Regions from separate parts of the Homo sapiens genome. Here region 2 is linked to region 1. A link is an interaction called in ENCODE POLR2A ChIA-PET data of the cell type or tissue named here. Cell type or tissue: PC-9. All regions are shown on one strand.

Region 1 (8,000 bases):
AAGCTCTGACTTTCCCAGACAGCCTGTAGGGCCCAAGTCACACCTCCTAAGGTCACCCTACTCCATCATCACCAGCGAATGCAGGAAGGCCCTGGAATTGGGAAGTAGAGAAGACCCCTTTCTCAGTTTTACTCTATTAGATTAGAAAAGAGCACCCTTGCTTAATAGCGAGTTGGGATGAGGTTTCAGGGCCCTGTTACACTTCATCCTTTCTCACCGCTCCCCAGGCTGAAGGAAAATTTGCAGAGTTCTCATATATTCTAGGAAGGCCTCTTGAACTGCCTGGACCCACAGCACGTAGCCAGCTCCCAGCAGCCTCACTGTTGGGAATGGGCCACAGGTTTGAAGAAGCCAATTCTTCAAAGGTCTGCTCGCTGACCAGAAGTCCCAGCCAGGCCCCATACAATCTCCCAGACCTCTACTAAGTAGACATCAGCTTCAGTAGTCACCCAGGAGCTGCGCAGAAGGATGGCGGGTCAGTCCCACTTTGCCTGTGCTGTGCTGGTGTATCGAAGGACTGATGTGGGTATTAGGAAATACACATTAACTTCAAAGACTAACATGAACAGCCACATTTCCTTTAGAGATCCATAGTGGATGTGCTAATTCACAAACTAAATTCAAATTGTGAACACATCTGGCCTGGGCTCTGGGCTCCTCTCAAAGAACCCTAATAGTAAACAAGGCAAGGAACATCAGTGGGAGTTCTCACAAATTTCTCAGAAGAAGCTGCCTCCTGGCCGGGCACGGTGGCTCATGCCTGTAATCGCAGCACTTTGGGAGGCCAAGGTGGGCGGATCACAAGGTCAGGAGTTCGAGACCAGCCTGGCCAATATGGTGAAACCCCGTTTCTACTAAAAATACAAAAATCAGCTGGGCATGGTGACATGTGCCTATAATCCCAGCCACTTGGGAGGGTGAGACAGGAGAATCGCTGAACCCAGGGAGGCAGAGGTTGCGGTGAGCTGAAATCGTGCCACTGCACTCCAGCCTGGGTGACCGAGTGAGACTCTGTCTCAAAAAAAAAAAAAAAAAAAAAAAGAAGAAGCTGCCTCCTGAAGCCCCTCCTCACACAGAAGGAAATGTAATGAAGTTGTTCCCCCAGTTCCCAGCCCCTACCCCCGATGAAGCCAGAAAGCTTTACTCCTCCTACGGAGATTAGCAGTAACTTGCTCCCTGGTCACAACGAGTCTGGACAACTCAATAGCTCCCCCTTTCCCGCTCTAAATAGCATCTCCACTTGAAGAGCTTAAAAACATTTAGTAAATTTCTGTTCCAGGTATGTTCTTTGTTGTTTTAGTTCTCTCCAATCTTTAAATGTCTGTCCGTATCAGATAACAAATGACTAGAGACGTAATGATTTGACTATTTTCTAATGGGTGTGCTTTGATGTATCACAGACTTGAGGTTAACGAACTGGAGGATCACCTTTCTCTTCCATATACAATTCTAGGTTTCATAATTCGGCTATTATGATGGCAACCATGATGATGATGATGGCAGTGATGATAAAGGAATGACCACCTCATTCTGATACTTGATAATCCCCAAATCTAAGGAAAGAACAATGGGCTGAAAGGCCATTAACATCTCCAAACCAGATTAAATGCCAATGCTTTGTCAAAGTCCAGCAGTGAAGAAGTGATATTTGGTATTTAGATGCAATCGTAATTTGAATTGACTAAAGAATCAAGTTCAGGGAGAAGGGAGGGATAGCATTAGGAGATATACCTAATGCTAAATGACGAGTTAACGGGTGCAGCACACCAACATGGCACATGTATACATATGTAACAAACCTGCACACTGTGCGCATGTACCCTAAAACTTAAAGTATAATAATAATAAAATTAAAAATAATAATAATAATAGAAATGTAAAAAAAAAATCAAGCTCAGGCCAGGTGCAATGGCTCACACCTGTAATCCCAACACTTTGGGAGGCTGAGGCGGGAGGATTGCTTGAGCGCAGGAGTTCGAGACCAGCCTGGCCAACATAGCGAAACCCAACCTCCATGCACAAAAAGTAAACAAAATTAGCCAAGCATGGTGGCACATACCTGTAATCCCAGCTACTCAGTTGGCTAAGGCACAAGAATCACTTGGACCCGGGAGGCCAAGGTATAGTAAGTTGAGATTGTGCCACTGCACTCTAGCCTGGGCAACAGAGCAAGAGTCTGTCTCAATAAAAATAATCAAGTTCAGACTCTTCAGCTGATCTTCCATGAAGTGGCACCCACCTCCTTCTTCGGGCTCATCTCCTAGGCCCTACCTCTATGTCCTTGCAATGCTGACTTGGGTCAAATTCCCCCTAAAAATGGATGCTTTCTTTTACCTCTCTGCTTTTGCTCATTCTGATCCCTCTACTTAGAATGCTTATCCACTTTTTTCCAGTGCCAACTCCTCCTAACTTGGGTCAGGTGCTATCTCCTGCAGAAGCCTTTTCTGACAGTCCATCCCTTGTCTGATCTAGGTGACCCTTCATGTGCTGGAAGCACCCTGTACTTCTATCTCATGTCAATCAATAGCTTTTGAACCTCTTCAGGGCAGGTGTCTTATTCTTTGTGGTCCCTGCAACTCAGTATGAAGTACTGGCCGAAAGCAAGTACTTAATACATGTTTCTATCTATTCCATAGTTTGGGAGAACCAACCTGGACTAAAACTTTATTTCTTTTTCTTTTATTTTTTCTGAGACGGGGTCTCACTCTGTTGCCCAGGCTGGAGTTCAGTGGTGCCATCAGGGCTCACTGCAGCCCTCCTAGGCTCAAGCAATCCTCCTGCCTCAGCCTCCCAAGTAGCTAGGACTACAGGCATGCACCACTATGCTCAGCTCATTTTTCTGATATTTTTTAGAGATGAGGTCTCACTATGTTGCCCAGGCTGATCTCAAACTCCTGGGCTCAAGTGACCCTCCCACTTTGGTCTCCCAAAGTGCTGGGATTACAGGCGTGAGCCACCATGCCCAGCCTGGACTTAAAGCTTTAAACTCACACCAGTATGCTGACCTAGAGCCTTCAGCAGACTTTCGTTTACTCTCCCCTTTAGGACTCAAAGCTGGGCAGTTCTTTCCAAGACCAAAGAGAGGGGGCAAACCCTCATGTCTGTGACATTGGAAGTCCACCATTTTATTGCCATCTATTTCCTCCTTCCTTTTAGTCTGGTCTTTAAAGGTGCAAGCAGGGACTGACCAGGTCCAGGGACTCAGTGGCTCAATCCTACAGAGCAACGCAGCTGCACCGACTTCCCCTAGGGAGCTGGAGCTCCCCTCTTCCTCCCCTGCTGTGACAAGAAGGTCTTCAGGGGCAGGACCATTCAGCAGAAAGCCTCAGTATACCCTTCTGCTTTGAGCTGTTCCCATTTGCAGGAGACACAGGTGGATAGCAAATAGATGACTGGTGTTTTTCATAAGATTGCTGTGGGGCTTAACGGAGATAATGAAGGCAATGCTCCTATCACTGCATCAGTCATACAACAAGCACTCAAGTCCTACTGTTCTGCTCCTCCTTCCCCTTTGAAAGGCACACTGTTATAATTCAAACAAAACAGAACAAAGCAAGGCTTTGAAGTCATAAAACAATTCGGCCTCTTATAAGCTATTCAACTTTGCAAAAGTTGCTTCCCTTTCTTAACTTCAGCTTTCCCACCTGCAAAATGAGCTCATAATGCTCACCCACAGTTTTAATAAGGAATAAACCACGTGATAAAAGATGCCAAAATACACATATGTCTGAAGTGTCCACCTCTGGTATATAGTGGGGACTCAATAAATAGTAGAAGTAAGGATAACAATAAATGTAAGAGTCTGAATTTCTATCTAAAAAAACAGCATAAGGACAGGATGAAAGAGACATGACTCAGCAATGAGACAAGGTAGGGGTTTTAGTTGATAAGGTCAGTATGAGTCAGCAGCTAATGTGACTTCCAGCCGCATTCATAAAGTGGTGACAGGCTCACCCTGCTGTGTCCTGGTTTGGCCACCTTGGACAGGGCAGGTCTGGGCACCATTCTTTGTGAGCTCAAAATAATAATAAATGTATGTGAAGGCCCGTTGTAAACCATAAAGAGCGTACATATGTAAAACATCATTATGAATCATCAGCAGTAGAGTATTAATTGAGAGAGAGGTCATCTGCACTGACTTTAGAGGGATAAAGCAGTACAGTAGAAGGGGGAGTGAGACTCAGCACCTTAGAAAAAAGGGGGGCAGAAAGAGGAGGCTTAGAGAGGGGTGACACAGGCAGAGGAAGCTGATTCTTGTATGTCCCCTATGAGCCAAACCAAGAACAGTTGGTGAAAGTTAAAGCTAGTTTAGGCTCATTTTAAGAAAGTATTTTCTAACAATCAGAGTACTGCTTTGAAGAATAATGAGCTCCCCCTCATAAGAGGTATTCAAGCAGTGATTGGATGATAATTGGTCCTAATGGAGGGAATTCAAACATGGAAGAAGAGACCAGATCATCTTGAAGGGCTCTTCTGACCCCAAAGTGTCATGGCTTTGGGGGCTGTCTTTCTCCTGTTCTCTCTCATCACAGGGGAAGGGAAAAGTCAGAAATCTTCAATTTAATAACTGATCTGATATTCCTCAAACACCCACTACCTGCCAGGCATTGTGCTAGCTGCTGAGAAAATAAGCAAAAATAAGGAAAAGACTTTGGCCTCTGTGCTCTTACAGTCTAATGGGGTTAACTGGCAAAGAGCTTTGGACACACATCAGAGAGAGCAACTAAATGCTTGGAACGGAGTGAGTCCACCAGGGAGATGATACTGGAGCTGAGTTTTGAATAAATAATCTTCCTAGATGGAAAAGGGAAATAACAGGACAACAGGTAGAAAGGACAAGACCTGCAAAGCCATGGAATCATGGAAAAGCAGACAAAGTTTAGGGGAAGATGAGCTGCATGAGAAATGGGACAGAAGAAATAGTTTGGGCTGGATTGTGAAGCACTTAGTGAAACTTCTGGAGGACCCCGGATTTACCTTGAGGATTACAGGAAGCAAGGGAGGAATCTACAAAGAGCAGCCCAGTCACACCTGTGTTTTAAAAGGGTTTGGATCATAATTCTGAAAGACACAATCCTGAATGCCATAATTCTAAATGTTGACATCCCAAAAGATCAAAATCCCTAAACGTAAATCTCTAATGTCCAAAATCTCCAAGATCACAATCACAGGTTAGTTTTCTTTCATTATTTTATTTTATTTTATTATTTATTTAAGACGGAGTCTCACCCTGTCACCCAGGCTGGAGTGCAATGGCGCAATCTCGGCTCACTGCAACCTCTGCCTCCTGGGTTCAAATGATTCTCCTGCCTCAGCTTCCCAAATAGCTGGGATTACAGGAGTGCACCACCATGCCTGGCTAATTTTGTATTTTTAGTAGAGACAGGGTTTTACCACGTTGGTCAGGCTGGTCTTGAACTCCTGACCTCATGATCTGCCCACCTAGACTCCCAAAGTGCTGGGATTACAGGAGTGAGCCACTGTGCGTGACCAGTTCTTTCACTATTTTAAATTGTCAGCATTATTTGCTATAATTTGCTGTGCTACGTATTTCATCTTTGCATCATTTCCAATACTGGAGGTATAAATTGTGTAGAGACTTTTAAGAGAGTTGTAATTCTTTTTATGCTTTTTTTTTTTTTTTTGCAGATTTGACTCCATGAAAGTGCATTATCACAATGTTGATTTTGTGTATCAGCATTGCGCATCTACGTAAAAATGTTGAAACTTCCTCAGTAAATGACGAGATGTCCTTTTTGTACATCTGCATTTGTGAAAGACAAAATTTCTTGAGATCTCTGCTCTTTGGGTGACTGCATATGTGGTGGTGACCCACAGTGGTAACCCATTGTAGTTTTTGCTCCATCTTGTCAAAAGACTTAGGTTGTTCATCATGGTATTTCAGATAACCACAATTATAAAGCTGATGGCACACAATTACCAACTATAGTGAAATGTGTTTATACATTTCCCTCTTTGACCTATTTCTTTATGAATATGGTTCGTCTGATCATAAATGCTATACTCATGCAACTTTTGTTAGTATACCTAAACGTTTATACTCACAAAAAAAGTATGTTGTTGCTTATTTTTTATTATTTAATTTTAATTTTTTTTTTTTTGAGATAAGAGTCTCACTCTGTCACCCAGGCTGGAGTGCAGTGGCACGATCTTGGCTTACTGCAACCTCCACCTCCCTGGTTCAAGCGATTCTCCTGCCTCAGCCTCCCAAATAGCTGGGAGTAGAGGCGCCCACCACCATGCCCTGCTAATTTTTTTTGTATTTTTAGTAGAGATGGGGTTTTGCCATATTGCCAAGGCTGATCTCGAACTCCTGAGCTCAGGCAATCCGCCCACCTTGGCCTCCCAAAATGCTGGGATTATAGCACTATTACCAGCCTATTGTTGCTTATTTTATTGTGTAAAGTGGCCTATGAAGTGTTCTGTCGTGCTTTTATGTTTTTCAAATAAATCTCCTTTTTAAAATATAAATAAATATCTGGCCAGGCATGGTGGCTCACGCCTGTAATCCCAGCACTTTGGGAGGCCCAGGCAGGTGGATTACTTGAGGCCAGGAGTTCGAGACCAGCCTGGACAACATAGTGAGACTCCATCTCTACTAGAAAATACAAAAAGTAACTGGGTGTGGTGGCACTTGCCTGTAGTTCCAGCTACTCGAGTGGCTGAGGCAGGAGAATCACTGGAACCTGGGAGGTGGAGGCTGCAGTGAGCCAGGATCGTGCCACTGCAGCACTCCATCCTGGGTGACATAGCGAGACTCTGTCTAAAAATATGTGTGTGTGTGTGTTTGTGTGTGTGTGTGTGTGTAATTCCTTTTTTTTTTCCCATGCATAGTTTTACTTAACATTATTTTAGGATCTCTGCTGAAATATTCTTCAAATATATGTTTTTAAATGGCTGAACAATATTTTATCATATGATTATACTATAACTTATTTAACCATTTTATTGTTGTGGAACATTAGGTTGTTCTCAGATTTTCTCTGCTATAAATAATACTGAAATGATGATCCTTATGCATAAATCTTTGACCACATATCTAATTATTTTCTTAGAATAAATTCCAAGAAGGGAATTACTAAAATAAAGGATATGAATATTTTAAGGATTTTGCTACACATTACAAAATTGCTTCTAGAAAGGTTATACAAATGTATGCTTTTACCAATAGTATATAAGAATGTCTGCCTAACTCTACCCTTATTAGCATTGAACTTTATAATTTTAAAAGTTGCCAATTCTGGCCAAACGTGGTGGCTCATGCCTGTAATCCCAGCACTTTGGGAGGCTGAGGTGGGTGGATCGCCTGAGGTCAGGAGTTAAAGACCAGCCTGACAAGCATGGTGAAACCCCATCTCTACTAAAAATACAAAATTAGCCAGGTGTGGTGGCACATGCCTGTAATCCCAGCTACTTGGGAGGCTGAGGCAGGAGAATCACTTAAACCTGGGAGGTGGAGGTTGCAGTAAGCCAAAATTGTGCCATTGCACTCCAGCTTGGGCAATAGAGTGAGATTCTGTCTCAAAAAAAAAAAAAAAAAAGTTGCCAATTTGCAGGGCCGGGCGCAGTGGCTTACGCCTGTAATCCCAGCACTTTGGGAGGCCGAGGTGTGTGGATCACAAGGTCAAGAGATTGAGACCATCCTGGCTAACACGGTGAAACCCCATCTCTACTAAAAATACAAAAAATTAGCCAGGTGTGGCAGCGTGTGCCTGTAGTCCCAGCTGCTGGGGAGGCTGAGGCAGGAGAATGGCATGAACCTGGGAGACGGAGCTTGCAGTGAGCCGAGATAGCGCCACTGGACTCCAGCCTGGGTGACAGAGTGAGACTCCGTCTCAAAAAAAAAAAAAAGTTGCCAATTTGTATCGGCAAAATATCACCTCATTTAATTTACATGAACTATATTAATATGAAGGTTCATATTTCTTTTATTAACTGGTTGTTCATTACTTAGTCCATTTTATATTGAGCTATTAGTG
Region 2 (8,000 bases), 1.3 Mb before region 1:
TGATCTACTCATTATCTCTTGACTCTTCATGTTCTTAATGATCTTCCTGATTAGCATTCTGAACACATTCAAGTCTATTCCAGCTTCAGATAAGGAAATAAATTCCCTTAATAACTACACATCCCTCTTCAAATACTGCCTTATCAATTTTATTTCCCTTCACAACCACACTTCTTGAATGAGTTATCTACATCCAATGTCTCTAATTTCTCACTTCCTACTCATTCTTCAACACTCTATAAATATCCCTAGACCTTACCAGCCCATTTAAACCATTCTTGGCACACTGCCAATGTAATGTATAACGCCAGGGTAATGAAGCTTCACTGCATTTTTAGTCCACCTATCTTTTTTGGCTCCACTGCTCAACAGCACCTGATAGTATCATTCACTCTTCTGTCCTGGAAGACTTTTCTTGCCATGAAGCCACATTCTCTTGTTTTTCCTCTTATCCCCGCAAACACACCATTTAAACATCTTTGCAGGCTCATCCTTCATCACCTTAGACCCTTAAATGGGGACTGTCCTTTTAGTTCTGCTTGTACACTCTCCTTTCTCTATATATTTTACAATCTCAAATTTGTATCTCTATCCCAGATCTTTTTGCTGACCTCTATAGTTGTACATACAACTACCTTGTCCTTAATATGTCTAAAACTCAGCTGATCTTTCTACTCAGTCTCGCTCCTTCTCTGTTCTCTATTTTGATGATGGTACCACCAAACCCAGGGTCATTCTTCATTTTTCACTTTCTCTCACTCTCTACATCCATTATTCATCAAGCTCGGCCAATTCTACTTCCAAAATATCTATCTTTAATCTGTCAATTCACTTCTACTTCCCCGGGCACAAGCCACCATCATCCTATAACATCCTCCTAATTGGTCTCCCTTTCATTCAGTTTTGTCCCCCTTGATTAATGTTATATCAATGTAAATATCATATATAGTACCTGTTTTCTGAGTGATAACTGTGGGTATAATGAAATAAATACTGAAGTCAAAAATAACTTTTTATTTTTTTGAGATGAAGTCTCGTTCTGTCACCCAGGCTGGAGTGCAGTGGCGCGATCTTGGCTCACTGCAACCTCCGTCTCCCAGGTTCAAGCGATTCTCCTGCCTCAGCCTCCCAAGTAGCTGGGATTACAGGCATGCGCCACCACGTCCGGCTAATTTTTGTATTTTTAGTAGAGACAGGGTTTCCCCATGTTGGTAAGGCTGGTCTCGAACTCCTGACCCCAGGTGATCCACCTACCTCGGTCGCCCAAAGTGCTGGGATTACAGGCGTGAGCCACCGTGCCCGGCCAAAAATAACTTTTTTAAATGTGTCCTTTCTCTCTTATAATTCTGCAATGGATAAAGTCTAAAATCCTTTCTGTAGTCTACAGGGCACTACTTGGCTCTGACTGCCTCCCTCCTCAGTATCATTTGCATAATTCTCCAGTCTTATTGGAGTTTTGGACTCAGACTTGCCATGCTTTCTTTCACCTTCAGGTCTTCACACTTACTGTTCTCCTGGTCTGGATTACTTTTCTTTATCTCTTTTTATACATTCCTGGACTTCAGCTTAAACTTCGTTTCCTCTGGCAAGTTTTTCTACAGTTTCCCCAGCCTCCTTCCATATATTATCCAAATATTCCTTTAATTCCTCAATCATACCTACTTCACTGGTTACTATAATTATTTGCTAAATTATCTGTTTTCTTTGACTGTTAGCTCCAGGAGAGTAGGAATTAGTCTTGCTCTCAAGGACATTCCTGGCACCCAGCAGAATACCTAGCCTAGTAGGCAACAAATGAATACTGGATGAATAAATCTATGAATCCATCAAGTAAGTAAATGGTTCATACTATTATTGTTATCATCATTATAAGGCAATTATAAGACAATAGGGTCCTGCCTACCAGTTTGGAGTTGCATTGATGAAAACTATCAATTGCAATAATTTCAGCAAGAAGCTTTACTAGGGGAAGAATATGCTCTATTATCACATATTATTTACTGACAGTCTCCTGGCTGGTAGTTACTCCATGGAGAGTCGGAATGCTTTAAGAAGAGAAAAATATTACCGAGGAAGAAAATCTATGTTAATATCATTTACTATCTAGTCTTAAAAGGAACATTATCTCCTGACCTCGTGATCCACTTGCCTCCGCCTCCCAAAGCGCTGGGATTATAGGCGTGAGCCACCATGCCTGGTCAAGAACACAAAATTTAAAGTTTGGAAAACTAGGCTTCTGTCGTGGCTCAAAAACATGTAACTGTGTGACCTGGGATTCCATCTACCTCAAAGGCTTAGATACAGCAGTTGTAAAAGTCAAATAAAGTAACGTACATGAAAATACTTTAGACCAGTCACAGTGGCTCACACCTGTAATCCCAGCACTTTGGGATGCCGAGGCGAGAGGATTGCTTGAGCTCAGGAGTTCGAGACCAGACTGGGCAACATGGTGAAACCCCATCTCTACAAAAACTACAAAAAATAGCTGGGCATATTGGCATGTGCCAGCAGTCCCAGCTACTCAGGGGGCTGAGGTGGGAAGATCACTTGAGCTTGGGAGGCAGAGGCTGCAGTAAGCCAAGATCACACCACTGCACTCCAGCCTGGGCAACAGAGAGAGATTCTGTCTCAAGAAGAAAAAACAAAAACAAACAAACAAAAACCTTTATTCTATAAATAATGTGTTATTCTCATTTGAGTTTGATGAACAGCTTGATGATATTAACAGGATATTTCTACATGGTATAAAGAAACTAGGACTCAGAAAAATATGTGAATGCAATTCTGCTACTTACTTCCTTATAAAATCTTGGTCAGTCATTAAACCTTTCTAAACCTCATTATTCTTACCTGTTCACCTGAGATAAAAATACCTACTCTGCCTTTCTCACAAAAGTTATTCCTAGGCTTGAATTTTTAAAATAAACTTAAAAGTTTAAAGTAAGACACTTTGGATTAATAATAAGAAATTGACCAGGTGTGGTGGCTCACACCTGTAATCCCAGCACTTTGGGAGGCTGAGGCAGGAGGATCCCTTGAGCTCAGGAGTTCAAGACCAGCCTGAGCAACACAGTGAGACCTCGTCTCTAATAATAAAGCTCAAAAAAAATTAGCCAGGAGTGGTGGTGCACGCCTGTAGTCCCAACTATTCAGGGGACCGAGGTGGGAGGATCGCTTGAGACCAGAGGTGAAGGTTGCAGTGAGCCAAGATCATGCTACTGGACTCCAGCCTGGGTGACAGAGCAAGACCCTGTCTCAAAAAAGAGAAAAAAAAAAAAATAGGAAGAAGAAACTGCATTTTTCTAATCTAACCCACCAGTAGCGAAGCTCTAAAGCTAAGTGATAAGATGCTATTCTCTAAAAACTAACCCCACCCCCAATACTCCATCCCTATCACTCCACCCCAAATATTCAAGGTATATTGTTTTAACAGTCTCCAAAATTTTATTACCATTTGGACCCTCAAATTGATACACTTTGATACTTTCTGCCAATGATGATATTTCCCAAAGAACTTTAAGTAATGTTTGACTATATTGAACAAAATAAAAGATATTAAACTATATTCTGAAGTTACAAAGAAAGTTATACATACTAAATCCTAGAGAAATAACCAGTCACTCTCTTTCATTGTCCACAAAGCAAACTTCTAAAGGTATTAAATAAAACATGAAATGGTGCTATTCATGGCCAGGCGTGGTGGCTCACGCCTGTAATCCAAGCACTTTGGGAGGCCGAGGCTGGTGGACCACCTGAGGTCGGGAGTTTGAGACCAGCCTGACCAACATGGAGAAACCCCGTCTCTTCTAAAAATAAGAAAATTAGCAGGGCGTGGTAGCGCATGCCTGTAATCACAGCTACTCAGGAGGCTGAGGCAGGAGAATCTCTTGAACCCAGCAAGTGGAGGTTGCGGTGAGCCGAGATTGCCCCATTGCACTCCAGCCTGGGAAGCAAGAGCAAAACTCCGTCTCAAAAAAAAAAAAAAACCACGAAATGGTGCTATTCCCACAGATGAGGATTCACTGCCTATATGCACTACTCATTATTCACAATGACTAAAGCCATAAAATATTTCCAAAGAAAAGACAAAGGCCAAGTGTCCAAAGGCAGTAACCGCTACCCCCACAAGTAAATATGCAAGCCAGGAGTCACAAGGCTGGTCCTTGTCCTTTATGTCAACAGTCACCAGCGTGGAGATGACTATGGGTCAAAGCTGTCTATGCCTGAGGCAACTCCCTCCCTGGGACTCAGCCTGGCTCATTTGCTATTGAATTCTCACACTATACGTATATTGATCCCTACTGCAGTAGCAGCACTCTTTCCAGAGAAGGAAATTAACAGACTCTAAGAAACATAACCCAATAATCCACTCCATTGGAAGTGGATAGAGAATTGGGTTTTGGAGACAATAACTTTTCAACTAACATTTAAAATCAACGAGGCAAGGTGCTGTGGCTCACGCCTGTAATCCCAACACTTTGGGAGGCCACGGTGGGAGGATCACTTGAGCCCAGAGTTTGAGACCAGCCTAGGTAACATAGTGAGAACTCAAGAAAAACAAACAAATCAATGATGAAAAAAAGGTATTCTCTGCCACTAAAATATTATATGTCTCTTGATATAACTCATAATTAAACCCACATAATGTAACTAACATAAATAACACTGCTTGGGCTTAGGGTAGGAGTGGTGAACATTCTAGGGCCTACTCAGAATCCACTGCTGATGACAATACCATTGTCAAAGGACAAAATTACAACAGATTTAGTTTAAAGATCAAACTGACTTTCAGTTTAAAGATCAAACTGACTTTTGTTTGCAATTCTGTAACATCTCATTCTTAAAAATAGAATGCGTGTTCTGCTGAGCTAAGCAGAGGGGGCTGGCTTTCTAAGCAGAAAATGGGTTAAGAAAGCACAAACAGGGAACAAAAAGCAGATTATTCATTACAAAGTGACTCTCCTTATAGAGTTAAAACAGAACTTTCTTATCATGCTAGCTCAGGTAAACTGGGTCACCTCTGGTTACAGTGAATTTCATGGTTTTGTTGTTGTTTTTTAAACTGGCCTGTTTCAGTTCAGTTTGATTACATGGCCAAATAAGTTTGGGGGAGGTAATAAGAGACATGGAGTGCTTGTAGTGTTCAGGAGGGGGTTAAAGTTTGAATTTGTTCTAACACACCAGTAGAAATAGAAAAAGAAAATAAGAAAAAAAACTCTACCAATATTTTTAAAGGGTAAAAAAAAAAGGGGACAGTAAGGCATAGAGATGTAGGATATGGAATACAAAAAATAATATGGCACAAACAAGTCCAAATATATCATTAATCATAATAAATGTACACAGACAAACTTTTCATTACAAACAGGACTTTTTTTTTTTTTTTTTAAAGAAAACCTACTGTATGCCATTTGCAAGAGATATACCAAAAGCAAACTGATATGAAAAGGCTGAAATAAAGGGATAGTTGGTTTCTGGAAAAACTAACAACAACAAAAAAAATCTTCCATGAATTTTTGTTGTTGTTATTTTAATTTTTTTTGAGACACGGTCTTGCTGTCACCCAGGCTGGAGTACAGGGGCACAATCATGGCTCACGGCAGCATCGACCTCCTAGGCTCAAACGATCCTCCCACTTTAGCTTCCCAAATAGCTGGAACTACAGGTGTGCACCGCCACGCCTGGCTACTTAAATTTTTTTTTTTTTTAATTTGTACAGACATCTCACCATGTTGCCCAAGCTGGTCTCCAGCTCCTGGGCTCAAGTGATTCACCCACCTGGCACTCTCAAAGTGCTGGGATTATAGGCATGAGCCACTGTACTCGGCATTCCACTGATACTTGATAATGAAAAAAAAGAGTCTTAATACCCAATATTAGAAATACAAAGAGAAACAGAAGAACAAATCAGCAAAGGTTTAAAAGAACAAAAATTTTATATATATATATATATAAACAAATTGATCTCAATAAATAACAAAATAAACAAAATGGACAAACTCTTAAAAACATATACCTTACCAAAACTACCTCAAGATGAAAAGTAGGAAACTTACATTATATACATGAGCATTTTAAAAAACTGAATCATACATTATTCCTGAGTTGGGTTTACCAACAAAATGTGAATGTGGTTATACAATAAAAAATTCACAAATGTTATATACCTCAAATAAATTGAGAAAAAATAAAACAATATCAGATGATACAGAAAGGCATGTCAAACAGGTATACAAAGAATCAAAAGCTGGGCGCAGTAGCTCATGCCTGTAATCCCAGCACTTTGGGAGGCCAAGGTGGGCAGATCACCTCAGGTCAGGAATTCGAGACTAGCCTGGCCAACATGGCAAAAGCCTGTCTCTACTAAAACTACAAAAATTAGCCAGGCATGGTGGCAGGAACCTGTGATCCCAACTACTCAGGAGGCTGAGGCTGGAGAATCGCTTGAACCCAGGAGGCGGAGGTTGCAGTGAGCCAAGATTGCACCATTGCACTCCAGCCTGGGTGACAAGAGCAAAACTCTGTCTCAAAAACAAACAAACAAACAAACAAACAAAAGAATCACAGGAACAGAGATCTTCAAGACTTTAGAAAAAGGAAAGGGAGAGAGCTAAAAAAAGGTGGAGGTCTTTACATTGAGAAACAAATGGTGCAAACTCAAATGCTTTAATAAGCCAGTAAGGTAATATACTGTACTTTATCAAATCTGAAAAACTATCAATTGCAAAAGACACTGTTATTTTTTGTAACAGTAAGAAACATTTTTTAAAATGCAAAACAAAAATAAGCCTGGCCAATTAACGTATAACACACCATCAAGAGTAACACCGCTATTTCAAAGCTGTTATAAAGTAAAAAGATGTGAGCCTTAGAATAGATGAAATTCAGTAAATACATAAAGCAGCAGAGGATAAAACAAAAGGGGACTGATAGAGACTATGTTGGTTGATTTTTCTTTAAATCTCCAAAGGTGGCTAAATAAAATATATCTACAGGAAACAGTCACCAGACCACCAATTTGTGATCTAGATTTACACAGAGAACACCAGAATTTAATTCAGAGGTGATCAAGGGATGTAACTGTAAATCACTGTAAGATTTCTGAATCAAACAGTTCCCTCTACAGAATACATGGCATCTACAGGAATGTATTGTTAACACAGACTCCAGATAGCCAAGGAACTCTAAAGATCTGAGGCTGGACTGATTATCCTTGTCTACAAAGATACTGGAGTTACCCATAATGACTATAATATTTGAAAATTAGGTACTCAGGTTTTAACTGCATGGGGATTATCAGAAGGTTGATAGGTAGAAAAGGAGGATAAAACCACTCAGGAATGGGGGGAATGTCAGAAAAAAATGACTATGAAAAAAACAAACAAAGGTACAAGACTGGTGTAGCTGCAACATAGAATAGGAATACATGAGTCAGGGCAAAGAAGAGGGACAAGAGTGAGATAAATTCCTTAACCTTCAAAGCCATCTAATTTACTGACTTGATGAAAATATCTTAGTGGTACTAAAAACTGAAGAGTACAAACTGAAATGTTTCTTTTATCAAGCTTCCCACAGAAAAGAACAAGGAAATGTAGAACAACAGAAGCAAATAATTAGGTTACATTTTTATCCATGTCATCAGCCTTTTTAAAATGAAATTTCAAGAAGAAATTGAATGTTTGAAATCTACCTGGTTCTTGAAGATTTTGTTTTTAAAGACTAAAAATTAGCTGAATCACATTTTGTAAGATGACCATAATTTATGACAGTCATAATTTGCAAAATAAAAAAAGTCCCAAGGCTTTCTCAATAATAATGCTTCCCAGTATGCATTATGTTGTCATATATCCTCCAAAATAATTAAGTACCCGTAAACAATGACACTCTAAGTACTCTCGTTTTTGAACAGCAAAGGCAAAAAGCAAGCAGGGGGTTGGGGGGGGTGCATAAAAATACTATACAATTTAGTTTTTGCCTGAAGGCAATAATTTTATCAGCAC

What was found. Peaks named below come from ENCODE experiments on the same cell type or tissue, not always from the same donor. Only the 100,000 strongest peaks of a DNase experiment are listed, where the experiment ranks them.
Region 2: POLR2A ChIA-PET joins it to region 1 with 5 read pairs; 1 of 35 experiments calls an interaction of 5 or more read pairs at or near these places.

The regions. Positions count from the first base shown.
Region 1 is chr1:44,528,177-44,536,176 of GRCh38, reverse strand. The region is part of intron 2 of RNF220 (ring finger protein 220); the gene reads right to left. Among named protein-coding and RNA genes, the nearest start is that of MIR5584, 13 kb to the left of the region's middle. In PC-9, no CTCF peak of the experiment used is centred here; a DNase peak (open chromatin) is centred at 3,926; H3K27ac peaks cover 2,143 bases.
Region 2 is chr1:45,868,469-45,876,468 of GRCh38, reverse strand. The region is part of intron 3 of MAST2 (microtubule associated serine/threonine kinase 2); the gene reads right to left. LOC105378694 (a long non-coding RNA gene) reads left to right here. Exons shown (of 5, transcript XR_001738038.2): 4 at 1,716-1,830. Among named protein-coding and RNA genes, the nearest start is that of MAST2, 69 kb to the right of the region's middle. In PC-9, no CTCF peak of the experiment used is centred here; DNase peaks (open chromatin) are centred at 4,118 and 5,768; H3K27ac peaks cover 3,876 bases.